Regions from separate parts of the Homo sapiens genome. Here region 1 is linked to region 2. The links are chromatin loops, found by intact Hi-C in ENCODE. Cell type or tissue: dorsolateral prefrontal cortex. All regions are shown on one strand.

Region 1 (8,000 bases), 250 kb after region 2:
TCAATCCCACTATTAGTAGTAGGACTTATACATATGTTTATTGCAGCACTATTCACAATTGCAAGTAGACAAAATCAATCTAATTTTCCATAAATGAATGAACGGATAATGTAGGATGTATACACAATGAAATACTGTGTACTATTAAGCCATAAAAAATAAGAAAATCTTGTTGTTTATGTGAAAATGGATGAAGTTGGAGGAATTTATGAAATGAGCCAGTTGCAGAAACATAAATCATGCATGATCTCACATATTTGGAGAATACAAACAAGTTGATCTCAGGGGCTGGAATGTTTGGTAGTGGGAGTGAAGAGATAATGCTCAAAGAAAAATAAATATAATTAACAAGAGAAATAATTTCAAGAGATCTATTTTATAACCTGGTAATTATAGTTAATAATTTTTCATATTGAAAAATAAGAGAGTGAATAAAAAGTTATGTTACCACAAAAGTAACAACCATGTTAGATAATGCGTCATGTTGTACAAGGTAAATACATACATCATTATCTGTCAATGTAAAAAATAAAAAAGTTAAAAAAAAGTACTAAAATGTTATTAGGTACAATAGTGAGATAGACAACAATACAGTTGAACTATTCCTGAGAAATGAGAATTAAGGTGGATTTCTATCCCTACCACTGTTTGTGATATAATTTTTGACTGGCACGAAAATAATAAATTTGACAGATCCCAATAGCTACTAGGTGCCAGGAACAGTGTTGAATTACTTTAGCAAGGATGCCATATCTCTGGCCTCAAAGATGGTTATAGTTAGGATCTCACTGTAGGAGTCATCTGATTTTTTACCAAACAGATCATGTAAAAGAGCAGTGTGATAAGAACATCACTTTTGCATCTTTCAAATCTTTAACAGTCTCACAGATCTCCGAAAATTTCCAGAAATGTGGCATTTCTTTGGTTTAACATTTTAGTATGCGTGGATGGTCTCATCCATACAAGTTTCCACTGGATCCTTCAGGAATAATAGCCCTCACTTTAAGAGTCAGAGAACCAAGCTATAGATTATGCCATTTGACAGATGTATCTATTTTAACTTTTCCTTCAATAACTCAAGAAATAGCTTCGCATAGTATTTGTGGAATTCCTGGGCCTTTTGAAAGATAAACCTGAGCCCAAACTTTGTGATCTCAGCTTTGTAAACTCCCTTTCTGACCAAAAAGAACTAGTTAGAACCAATATCTAAACATCTTCCCAAGATGTGTGTATATTAATTTCCTAGTATATAGTCATCCTGACAAATGGGCACAGTTCTCTTAGGGCAGGTTTTGTAAATCACATTGTTCATCCTTAAGAACAGTGGTTCTCAAACTGTAGCACACTTCAAGATCACCTAAAGGGATTTTTAAAAGATTACTGGGCCCAAACTCTGAGTTTCTGATGTAGTCGGGGGTGTAATATTTCACGAGAATTTCTCTAGTCCATTTCCAAGTGATGCTAATGTTGTTGAACAAAGGACCATATTTTCATAACAACTGCTTAAGAAAATCAAACCTGCCTTTAGTTAATGGGGTTCTGAGTCTATGAATTTCTTCAAATTTAGCAACTGGGAAAAAGCTATTGGCTTTTGATTTGAAGTTTTTAAGAAGGAAGTAATTTTTTATGTTGTATAGATAAAATATTACTTTCATAGACTATTTTATTATCTATCTATTTATTTATTTATTTGAGATAGTGTCTTGCTCTGTAACCCAGGCTGGAGGACTAGAATGCATTGGCTTGATCATAGCTCACTGCAGCCCTGAATTCCTGGGCTCAAATGATTCTCCCAAGTAGTTATGACTACAGGAATGTATCACTACACCTGGCTAATATTTTAATTTATATTTTCATAGAGACCAGGTTTCACTATGTTGCCTAGTCTGGTCTCAAATTCCTGCCCCAGTCTCCCAAGTTGCTGGGATTACAAGTGTGAGCCACCACACTCAGCCTATTTTAAAAAAATTTCTGAGGATCCAGTGTCCAATTATTCATACCCACAATCCCTGTGGTTCAAATCATACTGCTTACTACTTGAAAAAGAGTATACCAATTTGACAGTTCTATTGAAGAGAGGCTTTATTTAATTCTGAATAAATTGCTCCTGTGTCCATAAAATAGCACTAGATAAAATAATATGTCTCTTTAGAAAATGTCCCCACATATATCTAATGTGCATTTCTTCACAATATTAATAAAGCAATGAATACCTTTATGTTTTTCTTTTCTTTTTCTTTTTCCCTTTTTTTTTTTCTTGAGACTGAGTCTTGCTCTATTGCCAGGCTGGAGTGCAGTGGTGCTGTCTTGTCTCACTACAACCTCTGCCTCCCTGGTTCAAGTGATTCTCCTGCCTCAGCCTCCTGAGTAGCTGGGACTACAGGCTCGCACCACCATGCCCAGCTAATTTTTGTATTTTTAGTAGAGACAGGGTTTTACCATGTTGGTCAGGATGGTCTCGATCTTCTGACCTCGTGATCCACCCGCCTCAGCCTCCCAAAGTGCTGGGTTTACAGGTGTGAACCGCCGTGCCCAGCCATGTTTTTCTTCAGTTCTTCTTACTGCAGAGGTATCAACTTTGCCCTTGAACTCTCTTAGAACTCTGATATTTAAATTTGGCAGTACATTGGTGTTAAGTGTCAGTCTTTCAAAGAATCCAAACTATATCTAGGCAAGATTTTGATTGATTACCAGAAAATATTCTGATTTTCCAAGCTGATATTGTTTTATCATTAAAAAATTATGAAGCTCATAATTAATTTTGTGACATAAAAGTCAAACATTAGATAAAGCTAAAATATTCCATTGATTTAGGGGAGTTAACATGAAGCTTCTAGATATATGCTTATAAATAAAAAACTGAAAATGAACAAGATGAATATATAATTATTGGTCATGAAAACTGATTTGTGCTAAAGACATGTGGCATTTACTTTTCAACAATAATTTCTTGTAAAACTCATTTGAAATTTCTGGAGAGCTACTTTATATCTGAAATAGTGAGCATTTTCCGAATTTTGTAAAAGGAATTATAGTTTATTATGTTTTCCTAAAGATCTTAACAAAATAATATATAGACTTTTAAATTGTCATTAAATGAGACTTTCTCAATTTTATTTGTGGTTTAATGTTGCATAAATTAATATTGGGTTTCCAAAGAACTTAAAAAGAACTTTAAAAATCTACTAAAAGAGATGATCTTTCTTTACCTATCAATATACTGAAGAGTTGTAATACCCTGAGGGTTGTTTGACAGATAAGTAGAACAGCTGCCAGAGGGAGAGAGGACTTCAAAATAAGGTCTTGAAAAACAATATTTTTAAATGCACAATTCTAATATTTTTAGAAGATCCAACCATTGGAATAGTTCATGTAATAAAAATTTAAGCTAAAACTGAAGGTAATCAAATGTAAATCTAATGAAATTCATTTTGGTAATGGAATGGAGCACATTAGACTATCTAAATTACATTTGCTTCTTTGCAATCATTCCTGAAACCATTATGGTAGGTAACCTAATGTTTCCAAAAATCTAGCTACTCTTTATATGAAATACTTCGAAACACAAAACCTATAATAGCCTAAAGCTCAAAGTGTTAAAGCTTGACTTTCCAATTACTTTTATTTCTTCCAACACTAAAATCAATCTTCAAAGATAATTTGGGTGCCTGGAACTAATGTATATATTTCTTTTCTTATTTCTACTAGTTTATGTAATCACTGGTTTCTCTCTATCATTGTTACAATTTGGAAGGCAGTATTGATCTGATTTCCATTCTGTGTATTGAGGATACACGAAACCCTGTGTTGTAGATTCTACTTTTATCTGCAGGCACCACTTCCCTTATCGTAAAACACCAACATTCTTTTAGGAAACTCCCCTCACTCCATCCATTCTTGTTTTTCTATTGAAAGGCTTGAAGTGATAAATTGGCCACCTGGACAAGAGAATATAGTGATCCATTTGGGCTCTTAACTGGGGTTTTTCTTTTTCAGTTGAAAATCCTAATTAGAGATGAAGCTAAGGTGCTTTGTCTCTGGGATCTGCCTGCTGACTGTGATCACGTGTCCGGAAAGGCTGCTTGAAATAATGAAGACAAAACATAGAGAAGTAGAGACTATAGGAGAGAAAAGCTCACGGATGTTTGTTGAATTCATGATTCCAGTTATTCCCAAATCGCACGAGCATTTGTCCTTTCTGAGCTTCTGCCTCAGTTAGTTTGAGTTGTATTTTACTTGCAACCAAAAATACAACCAAACAGATTCAACAGGGTTGAGGTTTTTATTTAGCACTGTATTAGTCGCCCATTGCTGCTGTTATAAAGTAAAATATACTTAGTTGCTTAAAAGAACACAAATTTATTATCTCACAGTTCTGTAGGTCAGATGTCTGAAATAGGGCTCACCTGGCTAAAAACAAGGACTTGGAAGTGCTATGTTCCTTTCTGAAGGCTCTACAAAGAGTTTGTTTTCTTGCCTTTTCCAGTTACCAGATGCTGCTCACATCTCTTGGCTTGTTGCCCTATTGCATCTTCAAAGTGAACAATGGCTGATTGAGTCTTTCTCACATAGCATCCCTCTGACACTTTTGCCTGTCTCTTCCACAATTAAGAACACGTGATTAAGTTGGGCTCACTCAACTAATCCAGGATAATCTCCCCATTTCAAGGTCGCACAATTATTAACCTTAATTCCATCTGCTACTTAAATTCCCCTTTGTCATGTAATATAAAATTTTCAAAGATTGCAGGGATGAGGACATGAACTTCTTTTGAAGGGCAGTGCCTGCCATGGCACAAAGCATCAAAAAATAGAGGGAATGTAAGATAAAACATGATTTGCATATATATAATTCTAGCGTGAACAATAGCAATTTATTCAACATATTAATATTTAAGATAAATAAGAAAAATTTATATAATTCATTGTTACAAAACAATTGTAAGCGTTCACATTAGCCATTTTTTAAAAATAAAATGTTTAGGTGCATTTTGTTTTCTCCATGTCTGTGTATTTTTGCTAGTGATATTTGTTTTCTTATACATAATATGGAAGGTATGTTGAGTAAAACCCTGATTAAAAATGTCAGTCATGGAAGAAATGCTAGATATTTTCTATGACTGCTACTTATGCAATGATTGATTCCCTTTAAAAACACATTACTCCATATTGAATATTTCCAGTGATGGAGACCCCATTATCAAAGAGTTTAATAAATAGCCAAATCTGTGGGCATTCAAGAATGCCCTTATGACTCTGCTCCTGTTGGCTCTGCATGGTTTGTAATCTTTGCTAACAGACAGGGAAAGGGAGACCGATATTCAAAGCTTGTATTCAATTTCTCACAGTCACAGCTGACTGCAGCCCTGGAAGCCCATGAGAAACATGGTCTCACTAAGAGGCTGCAGCATCACTAGCTCTGCCTCTGTAATTCTTTGCTTTGGTTCAAGAGGAGAATGCAGAGGAGTTCAGGAGTAGGCGTTCTTTCCCTGCAGTACAAACAGCTTGAATTAATAAAGCTGTGTATTACTGTACAGCATAGGCACTTTCTTACCCTTTTGTATTGTTTGAAGCAACATACTTTACACAAATACATATTTTAAAAGAAGGTCAAGGTTATATTACCTCTACTGATTAATTTTGTTTCTGAGTCAGAACTTGCACAGTTACAGAAAATACCTACTCTCTTTCAGAATGACCATACTTGCAAACACAGTCAATAAGTAAGGTACAAAGAATTAGCACAAAATCTTTTGTTACATGAGTAGGAAGAACAAAAAAAAAATGTTTTGTTATGCTTAAAATTATATGCTTGTGCCATTTACATTATAAATTAAACAGTGGCTAGATTCTAGAACATTTATAAATGTATATCTTATGGGGAATCCCGAAGTCAATAAAAATATGCATAAATGGAAACCATGGCTTCTGATATGAAACAACATAATATAAGAAATATCATTATTGTATTCATGAAATCTTAGAAACATTGAATGTGCTTATCATGACTCTAATGAAACAAAAATAGCTAATCTTAATGCTGATATTTAGGAGATAATTTCAGGAAGTATGCCTTGATTTAGCAGTAGAAAACTCTGGATTTTAGCTCTGAATCTGCCATTTAAATACAATACATAATCCTATGCAAATAATGGGCTTGTAGTCTAGATGACACTGGACGATTATCAAAGCTCCTTTTTTCCTCTTTCTCTTTGCTTGCTTGTAGAAGATTTATATATTTGTGGAATACCTCTATTCTTGCATTCGAACACGTGCTTGCGCACACATAAACACATGCAGACACACACTCCTATCTCAGTAACACTTATTATTTTAAAAAAAAACTGGATTAATTTAAAATGAGTTTCTTCAAGAGACACTAGGAACTCCAAAAAAGGTAGTGGTGGGGATGGGGAAGGCAAGGGTTGGAAAAACTACCTATTGGGTACTATGTTCATCATTTCAGTAGTGGGGTCACTAGAAGCCCAAACCCCAGCATTATGCAATATATGCATGTAACAAACCTGCACGTGTACATCTTGAATCTACAATGAAAAAGAAACAGAGTTTGTTAGCGGTGACACTGTTGCTATTTGGGGCCAGGTAACTCTTTGATGAGGGTAGTAGTGAGGCTTTCCGGTTTATGGTAGAATGTTTAGTAGCATTTCTTGTCTCTACCCTCTAGACTGCAGTGGCAAATTCTGGCCAGTTATGACAACTAAAAGTGTCTCCAGACATTGTCAAACTTCCCCGAGGGAGCAAAAATAATTACTGATTCAAGAGTATTGTCTATAAAATATTCTGCTGTAAGAGAAAAAATTAGAAACTTTATGATGAAGATAAAATATCATAAGCCTTACAACACCTTGTACTTTAATTGCACGAAATCTTTACTAATACATTAATATCTACCTGACTTACCGTCCTTTTCTTTTTTTCTGGTTTTGCTTTTTATCTTTATGGAATTAAGCAGTATGACAAAATTATGACCCCTTTCATCAGTGTTTTAAGCCCCCAATAATCAATTATTCAATCATTTATGAAACTCAAATAGCCATTCTCCTTCTTTATTTCTAGTTAGATAAATACACATATAGTTTATGATTTTTTTTACTTTAAATATATGACATGTATTGCCATTTATTATGGGCCAGGGAATATGCTAAGAGATCTACATGTGTTATTATATTAAAGACTCCCCATTATCACTCTTCATTATGTCCTCTAATTTGGAATGCAACTGAAGGCCTGAAATGAATTATCTTTGATAAGGTCTCAAGGTTCTTCATGGCAGAACACAGGTTTGTACCAAAGCTGGTACTGTTTAAGAATCGGCTACATTTTTATCTTGGGTTTCACTGATCGTACACTCGTGTTTCTCCCTACAACAGTAAGCTTCATGAATACAGAATGATGGATCTTTTTAATCAGCTCTGTGGTCTCTCCCTCTCTTGCTGCCCCTAGAAGCTTGCATACAGATCCTGCTGAACAGAACTAATTTCCTCTAGCCAGGAATTACTTTGCCTCTTTTGGTCTCCAGACCCCAGAAATAATATTTTCCACTTCAGCTTCCTCACTTTCCCACACTGGAGTTAAGAGACAGAAATCACTGGATTTTGACAGCACAGCTTGGCTAAGTTATAATTTTAATTTTGTGGTGCTCCCTACTGTTGGCCTTTTTCTTTCATGCTAAAATTCTTGTTGTTTTTAATAAACTTAGCTTAGTCTGCTGCTCATTTAATCAGCACATATGGAAAACACCAGGAATCTTATTTTTAAAAATCTACTCCTCTTGACAAAAATTTAAATAACCTTGCTGAAATCATCAGTTGAAAGCATTGAGACCCTTGGGGGAAAATGTGCTGTAAGGTGAGCATGATAATGCTGAAATGCTAGAAGAAAGACAAAGGAACTCATGTGGCACAGGAGTAATCAGAGCAGTACCCTCCAGCTTGAAAACTATGAGCCAGAATTAAGTAAAAAACATCTTGCTAGAAAGG
Region 2 (8,000 bases):
GTGTGAACATTTAATGACACAATTGAAATCTTTCTGGTCACAGCCAGGAAATTAAACTATAGCCCTGAGCAAATATTATCAATCATCATCATCATCTGGAATATCCTTTATCTCCAGCTACTGAGATTATCTGTTGAGAGGCAAGGCAACTGAAGGAGTTCACTTGAGCTCAAATAGACAGCGTGGAACCCTTTTAAGAAAAATTCATGCCTAAGAAATATTCCCCTAAGGTATTAGAAATGTTTAGATCACATATAAATCCCTTATATTTTTATTCTCCACCAATAAATTTATTGTTTAACTTGAATAGTTAGGCTTTGAAGTTGTAGGTGTGGTTTTCTAGACCGTTTTATGTCTCTAAAATATATTTATTATGAAAATATTATGATAGCTATTATAGAGGGTCCATTTCAATAGACTTACATGTGTACCTCTATATTTTGCTTGCAAGTTTGTATTGGAGATCTTCATATAGGCGGTATAATCTTAATCTTTTCTTCTCAGGTTTAGTTGCTCATCTGAGAACTACCACACTTTTTTCTTAGAGTGCAGAGATAAGAAATTATTTGAAGAGGATATAATTTAAAAAATTTTGTAAGATACCTAAATAGGAGAATCCTAACTGTAAATTTTCTATTGTGATTGGTGTGTTAAGAGGAAAGAAGAAATAAGGGATGAGAGAAAGATACAGAATTTAAAGGGTGAAGAGGAGAATGAAATCTGAATACAAACTGTAGGTTATCTAAATTCATTTAAATCAACTTAAATATGTTCTTGGAGTCTCTTCACATAAAGATAATATTCTGTAAGTTGAAAAAAAATGTAACCTTTTAAGGTTAAAAATGTGGGTTTTAGATGATTGTCCTTTCTAAACAGCCAGCATTTTTCTGTTTTCCTTGAGTCTTGCCTAACCCTATTAATCACAGACACCATAAGGCTGATTTCCTTTCTCAGAGTGGTTTCTTGGGCCAAGATATTTTAGACCTGAGTCCTATTTAAGAAGAAACAGAAAAATGATTTCCTTCAGTTGAACTCCTCCACATCTGCAGTTCTCAACTGCATAGCATTTCTTTAGCATAATGGTTTCAAATTGATTAAGGTCTTTTTTTTTCACTCTCTACATGTGGTAATGGGTCAAATTAAATGAGAACAGAGTTATTTCAGAAGTGTATCAGGATGTCTAAAAAAGATCTCTCTAGTGTACACACGTGCACACACACAAACACACACATGCATGCACATACACACACACACTGAAATGTCTTCATCCCCACCTCCCTTCACTGAATTTCACCAGAGGAATACAACAAAAATATTTTGTCATATGAAAACATTGTATATAGATATGAAATTTTCTCCACCCACCTAGAAATTAGATTCTGACCCAGAAAAAAAAATCTTGTAAACATCTTTAAGACCTTCCCTAGCCTTGGGAATTTTCCCAACCCCAGTCCTTTCCCCCAAATTTTTACTCCCCATCTTTCTCAAAATACACACTTCCTTGAACATTTGCTCTTTTGCACAAAATATTAGCAAGCTCGTTGCAGCTGTCCAACTTGCAAAAGACCTAATTAAAAAGGCAAGTGGTGTAAACATATCCTCTCTGCATAGAGTGAAGAAAGGGCCAAACAGTAACTCTATTTAAAAGACCTAAAAATTTCAAATCCTAAAATGATCTATAAATATTTTAGGACGTATTGATGTGAAAAGGTGTCGACTCTGAAAGGAAAAGTCAGCAAAAGAGGCTTCACGGAAGCAGCATGTTCACGTTTTCTTCCATCCCAGAAGGTGATATTACTGGATTTTTATAAGCTCAGAGTTTGGAATCTGTTGTTTCCTTAACTGGAAAAAGCCTGAGCTTCGTGTTTCCCCAGCATCAGTGACCCAACAAGCATCTGCGCGAAGAGGAGCTGCCGGCTACCTGCAGAGAGCGTTCTCGCTGAGCTTTAGAGTCCAGAGATTTCTATCTCCTCCTCTCAAAATGCAACTGGTTATTTACTTGTAAACATTTAAATTAGTTCAAACTGATGTGAAAACTTTGTCAGTGGGGTGTGTGTGTGTGTGTGCGTGCGTGTAGTGTGCGCGCGCCTGCCTGCCAGTGGGTTTTTAACAGCACTCACAAATCATCTTGGGATTTTTCCCTGCCCCCTCTCCCTTCTTTTCCGGTTCTCAGTTAAAGCTTTCGGGACTGGAATCAAGGACTTCAGCATGCATTGTGTTTCACCCTCCAGAGTTAAATAACATTCAAGAAATATCAAAGAACCTAACTCTCAATGACCAAATTGACTAAATTTCTGCAAGTTTTAAAAAGTATATGCCTAATTTATATACCTTGCAAAAAAATTCATACTCAATTATGATATTATGTAACATATATGTTCCGAAAGCCACTTTGAACATACCAAAAGAAATGTTTCAAAGACATCAAATAGCGTAAAACACTGTGCCGCAGAGAAGGAAGAAATGCATTTAAAGAACCGATGAAAATGGCGTGCAGTATAATTACCTCAAATTGCTGTTCGCTTGACACCCTGACACTAATTTTATTCAAGCCATTGGGAAATAAATGTTTTAAAAGCACTCCTTTCCGAATGGTGGAGCTGGTGGGGGCTGTGAACTCGTTAAGGAAAGGAAAGGGTAAAGTTTCCAGCACGCAAAAATAATCAAATAATCCATTTAAAATAAGCATCTATGTAGATCGTCAGCCTTTTATGCCCACATTTTTAACGCTTGCCCTGTACGTGGATTGATTTTTTTTTCTTTCAGCATTCCCTAGCCAGATGGATTTTTGCTACTGCAGATCAGCAGAGGGTGTCAGATCTTTCAGAGTGCACCAGGCTGGAACGAGCAGAGCTTCTTAGCAACTCTCTTCTCCGCCCCCCTCCCCTCATTCTCGCGCTCTCTTCCTCCCTCAGACAACTCGCCCCCCGCCCTCCGCCCCCCTCCACGTAATTCCGAAAGAGCAGAAGAAAGAGAAGGAGAACAGGAAAAGAAGAGCTAGTAAGCGAGAGCGAGAGCACAGAAAAGAAAAAAAAAAGCCTTAAGAGGACCGAAGGGGAGGAAAGGAAAAGGATGGACAACCACAAAACGCAGCGATTGCGGAAATTTTCCAGCGCCATTGGCTGGGCAGCGTGAGTCCTTCGGTCGGGCGTGATTTCAGCACCGGGGGAACTGGACAGCACCTCGGGGGGACTTCTGGGCAACCCGCAACCACAGCAAGAACTCCACCAGCAGCCTCAACAACAGAAGCCGCGGAAAACCCTGCTTTGTATCAGAGAGGCAAGGTCAGTCCGACGCACAGCCATGCACAGGCAGTGCGCCTGTACTACGCTGCAAACCCTCTGCTTGTTTCTCTAACATGCACTTGCTTCTAATTACTAGCATTGTTTCATTTCTGATCAGTGAAGATCAGTAGATGAGATTCTGTAAGGGTGTACTTTTAATTTATATGTATATATTTAACTTCTTTTTCTGTTATTTTTAAAGTGTTGTGGGGGAGTGGGGTTTTTTTCCTACTTTTTTTTTTTTTTTTTTTTCTTTGCTTGCCTTGCACTACGTGCCTGGATAGTTTGTGGATATAATTATTGACTGGCGTCTGGGCTATTGCAGTGCGGGGGGGTTAGGGAGGAAGGAATCCACCCCCACCCCCCCAAACCCTTTTCTTCTCCTTTCCTGGCTTCGGACATTGGAGCACTAAATGAACTTGAATTGTGTCTGTGGCGAGCAGGATGGTCGCTGTTACTTTGTGATGAGATCGGGGATGAATTGCTCGCTTTAAAAATGCTGCTTTGGATTCTGTTGCTGGAGACGTCTCTTTGTTTTGCCGCTGGAAACGTTACAGGGGACGTTTGCAAAGAGAAGATCTGTTCCTGCAATGAGATAGAAGGGGACCTACACGTAGACTGTGAAAAAAAGGGCTTCACAAGTCTGCAGCGTTTCACTGCCCCGACTTCCCAGTTTTACCATTTATTTCTGCATGGCAATTCCCTCACTCGACTTTTCCCTAATGAGTTCGCTAACTTTTATAATGCGGTTAGTTTGCACATGGAAAACAATGGCTTGCATGAAATCGTTCCGGGGGCTTTTCTGGGGCTGCAGCTGGTGAAAAGGCTGCACATCAACAACAACAAGATCAAGTCTTTTCGAAAGCAGACTTTTCTGGGGCTGGACGATCTGGAATATCTCCAGGCTGATTTTAATTTATTACGAGATATAGACCCGGGGGCCTTCCAGGACTTGAACAAGCTGGAGGTGCTCATTTTAAATGACAATCTCATCAGCACCCTACCTGCCAACGTGTTCCAGTATGTGCCCATCACCCACCTCGACCTCCGGGGTAACAGGCTGAAAACGCTGCCCTATGAGGAGGTCTTGGAGCAAATCCCTGGTATTGCGGAGATCCTGCTAGAGGATAACCCTTGGGACTGCACCTGTGATCTGCTCTCCCTGAAAGAATGGCTGGAAAACATTCCCAAGAATGCCCTGATCGGCCGAGTGGTCTGCGAAGCCCCCACCAGACTGCAGGGTAAAGACCTCAATGAAACCACCGAACAGGACTTGTGTCCTTTGAAAAACCGAGTGGATTCTAGTCTCCCGGCGCCCCCTGCCCAAGAAGAGACCTTTGCTCCTGGACCCCTGCCAACTCCTTTCAAGACAAATGGGCAAGAGGATCATGCCACACCAGGGTCTGCTCCAAACGGAGGTACAAAGATCCCAGGCAACTGGCAGATCAAAATCAGACCCACAGCAGCGATAGCGACGGGTAGCTCCAGGAACAAACCCTTAGCTAACAGTTTACCCTGCCCTGGGGGCTGCAGCTGCGACCACATCCCAGGGTCGGGTTTAAAGATGAACTGCAACAACAGGAACGTGAGCAGCTTGGCTGATTTGAAGCCCAAGCTCTCTAACGTGCAGGAGCTTTTCCTACGAGATAACAAGATCCACAGCATCCGAAAATCGCACTTTGTGGATTACAAGAACCTCATTCTGTTGGATCTGGGCAACAATAACATCGCTACTGTAGAGAACAACACTTTCAAGAACCTTTTGGACCTCAGGTGGCTATACATGGATAGCAATTACCTGGACACGCTGTCCCGGGAGAAATTCGCGGGGCTGCAAAACCTAGAGTACCTGAACGTGGAGTACAACGCTATCCAGCTCATCCTCCCGGGCACTTTCAATGCCATGCCCAAACTGAGGATCCTCATTCTCAACAACAACCTGCTGAGGTCCCTGCCTGTGGACGTGTTCGCTGGGGTCTCGCTCTCTAAACTCAGCCTGCACAACAATTACTTCATGTACCTCCCGGTGGCAGGGGTGCTGGACCAGTTAACCTCCATCATCCAGATAGACCTCCACGGAAACCCCTGGGAGTGCTCCTGCACAATTGTGCCTTTCAAGCAGTGGGCAGAACGCTTGGGTTCCGAAGTGCTGATGAGCGACCTCAAGTGTGAGACGCCGGTGAACTTCTTTAGAAAGGATTTCATGCTCCTCTCCAATGACGAGATCTGCCCTCAGCTGTACGCTAGGATCTCGCCCACGTTAACTTCGCACAGTAAAAACAGCACTGGGTTGGCGGAGACCGGGACGCACTCCAACTCCTACCTAGACACCAGCAGGGTGTCCATCTCGGTGTTGGTCCCGGGACTGCTGCTGGTGTTTGTCACCTCCGCCTTCACCGTGGTGGGCATGCTCGTGTTTATCCTGAGGAACCGAAAGCGGTCCAAGAGACGAGATGCCAACTCCTCCGCGTCCGAGATTAATTCCCTACAGACAGTCTGTGACTCTTCCTACTGGCACAATGGGCCTTACAACGCAGATGGGGCCCACAGAGTGTATGACTGTGGCTCTCACTCGCTCTCAGACTAAGACCCCAACCCCAATAGGGGAGGGCAGAGGGAAGGCGATACATCCTTCCCCACCGCAGGCACCCCGGGGGCTGGAGGGGCGTGTACCCAAATCCCCGCGCCATCAGCCTGGATGGGCATAAGTAGATAAATAACTGTGAGCTCGCACAACCGAAAGGGCCTGACCCCTTACTTAGCTCCCTCCTTGAAACAAAGAGCAGACTGTGGAGAGCTGGGAGAGCGCAGCCAGCTCGCTCTTTGCTGAGAGCCCCTTTTGACAGAAAGCCCAGCACGACCCTGCTGGAAGAACTGACAGTGCCCTCGCCCTCGGCCCCGGGGCCTGTGGGGTTGGATGCCGCGGTTCTATACATATATACATATATCCACATCTATATAGAGAGATAGATATCTATTTTTCCCCTGTGGATTAGCCCCGTGATGGCTCCCTGTTGGCTACGCAGGGATGGGCAGTTGCACGAAGGCATGAATGTATTGTAAATAAGTAACTTTGACTTCTGACAAAAAACAAAAAGTGCTGCATGGCTCGCATGGAATCCACGCGCTCCAGGGACTCTGCCCGCCCCCGCGACTGGAGACGGCATCTCGTTCACAGCACCCACCCTCTTACCTGATAAGTTCCATCGTATCAAACTTTCTATAAACAAAATACAGTATAATCAGAAAGTGCCATTTCGCCATTATTTGTGATCGGTAGGCAGTTCAGAGCATAAGTTAACTGTGAAAAAAATGTAAAGGTTTTATTTAGGACATTTGCATGGCTAGTCATCAGTCCATTTTATGAGTTAACAATGTATTTTGTTGAGGGAAGTTTTTAGGGGTTGTTTTGGGTTCTTTTATTTTGATGGTGATGTTTTATTTTATTTTATTTTTTTCAGGGGGTCTTTTTTTTAATACATATCCAATAATGCCTTCCATCTGAATGTAAAATAAGTACCCATGATTTCTATTATAGTATCAGTGTAATTATTTAAAAAATGATTTTGAGGCAGTTAAGCATGACCAATTAATGTCACTCTAGTGCTTAGGCTGCGATCCTATGGTAGCAATTCTGTGCTGGTATAAATCTTACTTATAAAGTAGGAAAAGAGAACCGAGGAAGCACGTGAAACTTACTAATTCTATTCGAGGATTTTATAATGGCATATTTTTTCAGTATTAAAGCGAAAATGTTTTCAACTCTGGGTCCTTACCTTTTTCCAGCTTCATATTTGCAAGTGGTAAATTGGATTTGCGGTGGAAGAGACAGGGGAGGGAAACGGTTGGGGTTAGATCCCTTCCTGAGCTACATTAAGGCTCTTTCTCTAATCGCCTTACTTAGCTTTTTACCCTTTAAGTAGCTCCTCTTCCCTCGCCCCCACCCTCTACCCCACCCCCACCTTCGCTCAGACTTTACCGGCTTTCCCCAGTCCATAAAGGTCTTGCCCCAACACTCACCCCTTCTTTTTTTCCCCTCTCCAAATGCAGCAGTGAATCCCTTTATTAATACTGGAAATCCCTCTCTGCTGCTTTTGTTGGTGCTGCCCACACTGCAGATATATTAAGGATGTTAGGAGAGATTTGATTTAATTGACTCTGCCTAGATAGGTCTCATTAAACAGAGTGGAGATTTCATTGGTCAGCACTCCTCAATGAAAGACAGACCTAATGACTGGCATTTGAGATGCTGCTGGCATTTTGAATTCAACATCTGCTGAAAACGGTAAAACTAATTAGTGCCCACCCACCCTCCCCGCCCCAGCAACTGCATATTGAAATTTGTTAAAGCACTCATCTTTATGGAAATTAATCATTATCCTAAAGAAGTGTTTCTCTCCCATCATCCGGATTTCTGGTTGTGGCCCAGCAATTAACAAAAACAGCTTCAACTGTTCGAATTTTATGAACCAATGTAACTCTGGCCTCAATCATATTCCTCTGGGATTTCTAAACAGCAGTTAAGCTACAAAAAGCAAACAAAACCACACATATTGATGGAGTCTGCATTCCACCACATATCCACCCTTGAGAAGTATGTCAAAAGACTGCAGACTATAGATTTTTTTTTAATATAGGATTATAAATCAGCTAGTGAAAGACCTCAGAGCAGTTGTAAGTAGATCTGCCATCTAGAACTCATATTCTAAAGGGAAG

Evidence for each region. A loop is a pair of places that touch in the nucleus more often than their neighbours do. Peaks named below come from ENCODE experiments on the same cell type or tissue, not always from the same donor. Only the 100,000 strongest peaks of a DNase experiment are listed, where the experiment ranks them.
Region 1: a loop joins it to region 2, with 10 times the contacts of the local background. A loop is called at or near these places in 4 of 110 quality-filtered maps.

What each region holds. Positions count from the first base shown.
Region 1 is chr13:83,631,354-83,639,353 of GRCh38, reverse strand. No RefSeq gene overlaps it. Among named protein-coding and RNA genes, the nearest start is that of SLITRK1, 250 kb to the left of the region's middle. In dorsolateral prefrontal cortex, no CTCF peak of the experiment used is centred here; no DNase peak of the experiment used is centred here; H3K27ac peaks cover 1,141 bases.
Region 2 is chr13:83,877,288-83,885,287 of GRCh38, reverse strand. It overlaps SLITRK1 (SLIT and NTRK like family member 1), which reads left to right and starts at 2,814. Exons shown (of 2, transcript NM_001281503.2): 1 at 2,814-3,284; 2 at 3,728-8,000. The coding sequence starts at 3,781. The coding sequence ends at 5,871. In dorsolateral prefrontal cortex, CTCF peaks have their summits at 2,801 and 3,115; DNase peaks (open chromatin) are centred at 2,867, 3,167, 5,557, 6,177 and 3 weaker places; H3K4me3 peaks cover 6,546 bases; H3K27ac peaks cover 7,409 bases.